2 separate regions of the Homo sapiens genome follow, and region 1 is linked to region 2. A link is an interaction called in ENCODE POLR2A ChIA-PET data of the cell type or tissue named here. Cell type or tissue: OCI-LY7. All regions are shown on one strand.

Region 1 (4,000 bases), 1.1 Mb before region 2:
GTGCCGCTGCACTCCAGCCTGGGTGACAGAGTGAGACCCTGTCTCAAAAAAAAAAAAAAAAAAGATTGTAAGGTGGAGTTAGAGTTTGCACCTGGCTGACTAACCTCCTCTCTACTACCTCTCCTCTCAATTCTTTTTTTGTTTTTGGGGTTTTTTTGGAGACAGAGTCTTGCTCTGTCACCCAGGCTGGAGTGCAGTGGCGCGATCTCGGCTCACTGCAACCTCTGCCTCCTGGGCTCCAGCGATTTCCCTGCCTCAGCCGCCTGAGTAGCTAGGATTACAGGCACCCACCACCAAGCCCGGCTAATTTTTTATATTTTTAGTAGAGACGGGGTTTCGCCATGTTGCCCAGGCTGGTCTGGACTCCTGAGCTTCAGACAATCTGCCCGCCTTGGCCTCCCAAAGTGCTGGGATTACAGGCGTGAGCCACCGCGCCTAGCCTCCTCTCAGTTCTTGGCAGCTGCTTTGTGCCCTTCTGCTGCCAGATTGAGGTGAGGCCTGAACAAAGTGATATTAGCAAAGTGTCTGCCACACCTTAGGCAAAACTATAGCAAAACTCTGCCAGTGAGTCTAGGCTAGGCCTGTGAGATGCTAGGACAGGCGTTCCCCTGGGGATAAAGGACACTTTCTGTCTCACCCCAGCTCCCAGAACCCTCCACCCTGTATAGTCCCAGAAGGCACACTCACCTGCATGTCAGGAGGTGTCCTTGGACAAATGGGGTGGACATGAAATAAGGCAAAAAGAGCCTTAGGCCTGGGGCTACTTGGAAGTTAGGGCTACTTACCTGTGCTGAGACTCAGTCTCCTTAATTAAAAAACAGGGCAAGCACCATCTGCCCTGAGCAGGAGTGAAGGGACCCGCCAGCAGACCACAGGCCCTCCCGCTGTCTCACCCACGCTCTGCTGAGGCTCAGTGTCAGTGATAGCCATCTCAAGGGCTAGACAGACGTAGAAGAAACAGCCATTTGCAAACTTCCACCCGACTCAGGATGGAGGTTTGAAATTCCTCTTTCAGGGTAGGCTGCTTCTTCACTTTGAGAAAAATATAGTAGAGGCCCTTTGGTGATTGACGGTGAAGCAAGAGCCTGTCCTGGAATAGAAGAGAGGCCTGGGGAGCCACCTGGCCCTGCCTGACAACGGAAAGGTGCTTGTCCCAGCACAGCGGCTAGAGATGAAAGGGAAGGGGTACCTGGCTTTTTCTTCCGTGGGCCCTGATGAGTTTGGGGCCTGGGCCCTGGGTGGGCTGGACTCATGCCACACCACATGCCACTGGCTCACACCTCGGGCTGAGCCAATGAAACCTACCCAGGGGCTTAGTCTGTGGGCCTCATGCAGGTACAGTTTAAAGGTTTCACTGTGTGTTCTCAGCTTTCTGTGCTTTCAGTCTTTTTTTTTTTTTCTTTCTTTCTTTGTGACAGTCTCACTCTGTTGCCCAGGTTAGAGTGCAGTGGCTTGATCTTGGCTCACTGCAGCCTCCGCCTCCCAGGTTCAAGTGATTCTCCTGCCTTAGCGTCCCGAGTAGCTGGGATTATAGGCATGTAGACATGCACCACCACCACATCCAGCTTTTTGTGTTTTTGTTGTTTTTTGGGGGGTTTTTTTTTTGGTATTTTTTTAAGTAGAGATGGGGTTTTGCCACGTTGGCCAGGCTGGTCTCAAACTTCTGGCCTCAAGTGATCTGCCCGCCTCAGCCTCCCAAAGTGCTAAGATTATAGGCGTGAGCCACCGCGCCCAGCCTCAGTTAAGTCTTAACTTGAGTATGGTCCTAGCTGTGCTGTGGAGTACTAGGGGGTGAGGCCACTCATAAGGGGAACATCGGCTGCTAGGGAAAGCCAGTTGTAGGCCCCCAAGAGGTGAAAGCAAAGAATGAAGCATTGCTTGGGGTTCCATAACATACCTGGGGAGGGCAGCCTGGTCAAAGAGGGCATTTCTGCCTTCAACTGGCAAGGCCTGCACCTCTAGCTGTAGGGGCATAAAGGGAGGTGTGAGGCCTGAGGTGTCACCCACTGTCCCTTAGAGGCCCTCCTGGGCCACCCCGGAAAGTAGGAACCCAAGAACACAACACACCACCAAGCTCTCAAAACTCAGTTTTATTGACTTCCAGCATTTCCCCCTGGATCTGAGCTCAGCCCAGCTGGTTTTGGTTCGTCTCTGAGGCTCAGTGTTACAGCGACTGGCTCCACCACTCCCCTCCCTGGCCACTGGGCTCCCCAGGCAGGGAGGAGGAGAGGCAGTTCATCTGTGATGTTGGAAAGAATGGGCAGCAGGGTCAGAGGCCAAAGAAAGCCATACAAGCAGCGGCATGCCTGGAGCTGCCATCACATGCCAAGCCCCACCACACACACGCCCCCGCGGGTGGCCTTGCCCTCGAAGCTCTCTGCCAGCCCACACTCCTCAGCTTTCTGGGGCCACACCCTGCTCAGGCAGACATGCCACTCGCCCTGGCTTGTTCCTGGGACCCCAGGCTGCCCAAGGGAAAGGTACCGCTCCCAGGTGCTGCGCGGCTCTGCCCTGCCCACTCTAACCCTGGGGCTAGCAAGACGTGTCAGGGGAACCAAGGCTCAGATCATTCCCCCTTCATCTACAACCCTGCCAGCCCTACAGGGATAAATCAAAAGACAAAATCTCCCCATCTCACAGCGAGTGACAAGCCGACCTGGGCTACTACATGTCCCAAGATGCACAGCTCCGTAACCATACACCACCTCCCCCAAGCGGGATCTATCAGAAATGAGGCCGGGCACACCGCACTCTGGGATTTGTAGTCCCCAGGAGCCAGCACCAAACACCCAAGGAAGAGAGTGCACAGGCTAAGACTACTGCCACCTCCCACCCGGCCCCCACCCGCCACCCAGGCCCCGGCTCTACACTCAGCATGGGTGAGGGGGAGAAATGGAGGGTCCCCTCCCAGCGCATGGGGGAAGGCGCTGTCCTGTTGGAACTGTGCAGCGATTCTGGAACCCGGCATCCAGCTCAGAACACATCTGGGGAGAGAGCAGGGGCGGGGTGACAGGAGAGAGCGTCAGCGGCAAGCTGTGGAGGATGGGGCTCAGCATGCAGACCTGGGCTGGCCGCATGGCCTCTCCCTGAGCCCTGATTTGTGGTAGGGAAGCAGTATGGGTGCAGTCCCCTCCTAGGCCTCCCTCTGGGGTCCCCCGGTCCTATCCCACCTCTTCAGGGTGAGCCAGCCTCACCTCTGCCTAGTCCTGAGGGTGAGGGCAGGCTGAGGCAACGAGAGGGAGGAGGAGTGGGCTCCAGTTCTGAATCTGGACAGCTGAGAGGCTCCCGCCCCACCCGGCTAGCCTCCCCAGAAGATCTCACAGCCCTACCGGCCCCAGCATCTTCCTCGCCACATTGAGGCCTTCTCGGGGAAGGAAGGAAGAAGGGAGTCCTAGCCAGACGGCAGTGAAAGCAAGCGATGCGGCCCGCAGGGAGTTGCAGAGAGAATGGGAGGGAGGAGAAGCAACACCAGAAGAGAAGCAACAGAGACGGTCAGAGCGCAACATGGCACAGAAACCAGGGTTGGGGGTCTGCAGCTGGTCCAGGAGAGCAGGAGGCTCCACTCTGCCTGCACTGCTCTCCAGTGGAGCTGCCGGCTCCGGCTCAGACAACCCTAGGCCAAGTCCTCCTTCCTTGACACCATCAGCAACACAGGTGGCAGAGTACCAGGGCACAAAAGGCCCAGCCCAAACCACTAATGCCCCTTGGAGCTCCCCATCCAATAAATGCAACCTGGCTCCTCGGGCCCCTCCACTGCCCTGACACCCCCCACCCTGGGCTTCACCAGGGACCTATCAGCCCTGGGCTGAGCACAGCAAATCCCAAGTCCACACTGGGGTGTGGGGGGCCTGGGAGGGAAACTTGTGGAGGGAGCTTGGAGTTGGAAAGCAGTTCCTACAACTCAGGATACTCCCCTCTTCTCTTCCCACAGTGAGTCAGACCCCCCAGTCAAGATCTGGATCAGATCAGGTTGGGCCCGGTGTTCAGAGGATGAGGCAGC
Region 2 (4,000 bases):
ACAGAGAGACTTGACCTTCAGGTGTCTGATATACCACTTCTTTAAAAAAAAGTAACATGCATATCCCAAGAATTTGAAACAGCATGCGACCTCTGAGCTACAAGTCTGTGTTGCACGTACTATTGGTATTTCGAGGAAGGGGAAATCAGATGTGGTGGGGATTTAGTTTAAATCCCTAAGTCCCTAAGATTTAGTTTAATTTCAAGCTTACTAAGTTAATATTCTGAGATCTAAGAGGTACTGAGAGCCAAATTTATATCATGTTCAACTGCTTTGCTCCCTCCCCTTGGTAAAACCAGCCAACACTTCCTTGTCACTTCACTTGCACTTTTAACCATGATTCACTTTTCAGTTTGTACCCCCTCTCCCAATGACACCAGGAGATGGGTGGAGGCAACCTATCACTCATCACCATTACCTTCCCACTCTAGCAGCAGAGGCATTCCACCTTTAAAAATGGCCTGTGACAAAGTAATAACCTTCCTGTGGTTATCATGGGTTGGTCACTGTTTAACCAACCCAGGGAGCCATTTACTGTGCACTCTGCTCCAACACTATGAATGTTACTTACTCCACCCACTTGAGTGGGTGGGGCTGGTTCTTTGACCCTTGTGGTAGCTACAAGAATAGCAATGTGTTCTGGAGCTCCATCGTAAGAAAAGCACAGAATGGAAAGGAGATTTAAGAAATCTAGCTTAACTCTTTCTTTCCAGGATTATTATTATTGCATTTAGATCTTTTCCTTTTTTTGAGGTGGAATCTCACTATGTCGTCCAGGCTGGACTTGAACTCCTGGGCTCCAGCAACTCTCCCCACTTGAACCCCTCAAGCCAACTGTGTGAAGTCCCAACACACAGTTGGCACTACAGGTGTGTGCCACTGTGCAGGCTTGCACCTAGTGAAGACTGTCTAGGGGAGAATGATTACACAATTTAAAAAAAGTCTATTCAAATATTTTAACACTTCTTTTCAGGTAGTTATAGCTGATCCAAAGCAGCGATGCAGCTGGACATGGTGGCTCACATCTATAATCCCAGCACTTTGGGAGGCCCAGGAAGGAGGACTGCTTGAGCCCAGGAGTTTGAAACTAGCCTGGGCAACATAGTGAAACCTCCTCTCTCTAAAGAACAAACAAACAAAAAATAAGCCAGGTGTGGTGGCACGTGCCTGTAGTCCCAGACACTCAGGAGGCTGAGGTGAGAGGACTGCTTGAGCCTGGGAGGTTGAGGGGTGCAGTGGCTGTGATTGTGCCACTGCACTCCAGCCTAGGTGACAGAACAAGACCTTGTCAAAAAAAAAAAAAAAAAAAAAAAAGAAAAAAAAAAGAAAAGGCTGGGCACGGTGGCTCACACCTGCAATCTTAGCACTGTGGGAGGTCGAGGCAGGCAGATCACCTGAGGTCAGAAGTTTGAGAGCAGCCTGGCCAATGTGGTGAAACGCCATCTCTATGAAAAGTACAAAAAATTAGCCAGGTGTAGCGGTGCATGCCTGTAATCCCAGCTACTCAGGAGGCTGAGGCAGATGAACTGCTTGAACCCAGGAGTTGGAGGTTGCAGTGAGCTGAGCTGGCGCCACTGCAGTACAGCCTGGGGCAACAGAGTGAGACTCCACCTCAAAAAAAAAAAAGAGGCAGGGCTGCTTTAATAGCCATTTGTTTTCTTTCACTCTTTATCTGGTAAAGAAGTGTCAGCCACTATCTTTTACAAAACAATTCTTCATAAGCTTTATAAAAGCACTAGGTCTTCTTTCTGAAGCTTTTCTTTTTCCAGTAAACTAATCTGGATTCCAAATCCTCTAAATATTTCTTCTTTCTTTGAACTTATGAGAAAATCAATTGCATTTGAATAACTAAGGGAAGCAACCAATGGCTCTTGGTATTAAGACTAATTTTAGTTTTTATGCTAAAAAATTAAACAAGCTTTTGACCATATTCCTTTACAAATCATCTTTTATTATATAAGTTTTAAATAATTCAAAAGCTACTACTTTTCAGAAAGAAACAGCTATGGTTATATCTTCATTTAACAGATTAAGGAGAACCTAGTTTGTTAAAACTAAGAAATTTGAAAACTGATTCAGGAACTGAGTCATATTTCCTGCTTTGAGACCCAACCACAGCGTGCACAAACTGGTGTAATAGCATTTTCTTTCTTCCATAAATGGCTCTCCTCAGAGCAAATACAGTTCAACAGGAACCAAACCTGCTACTTAACTATTTAAAGAAGCCAGTGAACAAGGCATGGCCACCGAAGTTTCATAATGTCTGGACATCTTTCTTATTTCCCCTATGGTAGTTATAAAGAAGAGATATTTAAAGACGGTAGCTTTAAAGAGCTTTAATTAAAAATTTCAAAAGACAGCTATTTGTGCCTAAGCCTCCAGAATGAGAACCTGAGACTATAAAATTTAAACAAGCTAGAAGTTATCTATCTGCCTTGATAATATTACAAAAATAGAACAGAACCTAATTCTTGCAACAGCTATTTTTGTACTGATCAAGGAAAAGTATTCTTTGCTATGTTTTTGGAGAACTAAAGCTATTTTTGTTTCCATTGTTTTAAAGCAAGCAAGCAAGAGTCAAAACCTTTTCTAGGAAACACAATTCATTATAGGAATCAAGTCAAGAGCCCCTAGTTAGGTGAGCAAGTAGTCATGTGGGGGTGATTTAGTGCCATGGATCTTCCATGAATGGCAAACTGCCAATGAAAGGTGAGGAAACAAGAGTCCCAAGGAAAATGATGTGGATCTTACCTCATCAGCACCATGTGCCTGAAGTTCCTTGTAGAATTTCAAAGAAATACTGACCATCACTTTTGTTTTGTCTCCATTAGGATTTGAAATATGATAGAGGACCCCATCGAAATCTGTGAGGAAAGCAAATAAGATTGCGTAACAATTTGGGAATGGGAAATAATCTCTCCAAGCGCCTACCTTGCCGTAGGCCACAAGGAAGACCACTTTTAAGGAGGCATGTAAGTAAAATGGAACTTATTTTAAATCCATGTGACAAATCAGCAGAAACACTGGGATAGAATTGCTGAGCACTTGTTTCTTTGCTCTTTCTTAAAATTACAAAGCTATTCTTTCCTTAATCACAGCTTGGTGCTGAAATAATTGGATTTTACATGTATATAAGCAGAACGAACAGTATAATGAACTCTCATCTCCATCATGAGGCTTCAACGATTTTTTTTTTTTTGAGATAGAGTCTTACTCTGTCACCCAGGCTGGAGTGCAATGGTGTGGTCTCGGCTCACTGCAACCTCTGCCTCCCAGGTTCAAGAGATTCTCCTGTCTCAGCCTCCCGAGTAGCTGGGACTACAGGCATGTGCCACCACACCCAGCTAATTTTTGTATTTTTAGTACAGACGGGGTTTCACTGTGTTGGCCAGGCTGGTCTCGAACTCCTGACCTCATGATCTGCCCACCTCAGCCTCCCAAAGTGCTGGGATTACAGGCGTGAACCACCTTGCCCAGCCTCAACAATTATTAACACATGGACAATTCTTGTTTCATTTAGACATCCTCCTTCCCATTGATTTATTTTGAAGCAAATCCCAGATACAACACATAATTTCATCCATAAATACTCAGAATATATCTTTGGAAGATACAGAAGACTATTTGTTAAAAAACATAACCATGATACTAGTGTCATGCCTAAATTTTTAAAAACAATTTCTTAATATCAAATATTCAGTCAAGGCCGGGCACAGTGGCTCAAGCCTGTTAACCCAGCCTGTTAACTTTGGGAGGCCGAGGTGGGTGGATCACTTGAGGTCAGGAGTTCAAAACCAGCCTGGCCAACATGGTGAAACCCTGTCTCTACAAAAATTACAAAAAATTAGCTGGGTGTGGTGGCACATGCCTGTAATCCCAGCTACTTGGGAGGCTGAGACAGGAGAATCGCTTGAACCCGGGGGGTGGAGGTTGCAGTGAGCCAAGATCATGCCATTGCACTCCAGCCTGGGCGACAGAGCAAGACGCTGTCTGGAAAAAA

Evidence for each region. Peaks named below come from ENCODE experiments on the same cell type or tissue, not always from the same donor. Only the 100,000 strongest peaks of a DNase experiment are listed, where the experiment ranks them.
Region 1: POLR2A ChIA-PET joins it to region 2 with 7 read pairs; 2 of 35 experiments call an interaction of 5 or more read pairs at or near these places.

Annotation. Positions count from the first base shown.
Region 1 is chr2:219,284,971-219,288,970 of GRCh38, reverse strand. DNAJB2 (DnaJ heat shock protein family (Hsp40) member B2) reads right to left here. Exons shown (of 9, transcript NM_006736.6): 9 at 2,076-4,000. The coding sequence ends at 3,984. Among named protein-coding and RNA genes, the nearest start is that of MIR153-1, 7.2 kb to the left of the region's middle. RefSeq lists an enhancer at 1,835-2,802. In OCI-LY7, a CTCF peak has its summit at 1,905; no DNase peak of the experiment used is centred here.
Region 2 is chr2:218,227,602-218,231,601 of GRCh38, reverse strand. ARPC2 (actin related protein 2/3 complex subunit 2) reads right to left here. Exons shown (of 11, transcript NM_152862.3): 4 at 2,752-2,864. Among named protein-coding and RNA genes, the nearest start is that of ARPC2, 12 kb to the right of the region's middle. In OCI-LY7, a CTCF peak has its summit at 563; a DNase peak (open chromatin) is centred at 2,171; H3K4me3 peaks cover 1,234 bases; H3K27ac peaks cover 2,333 bases.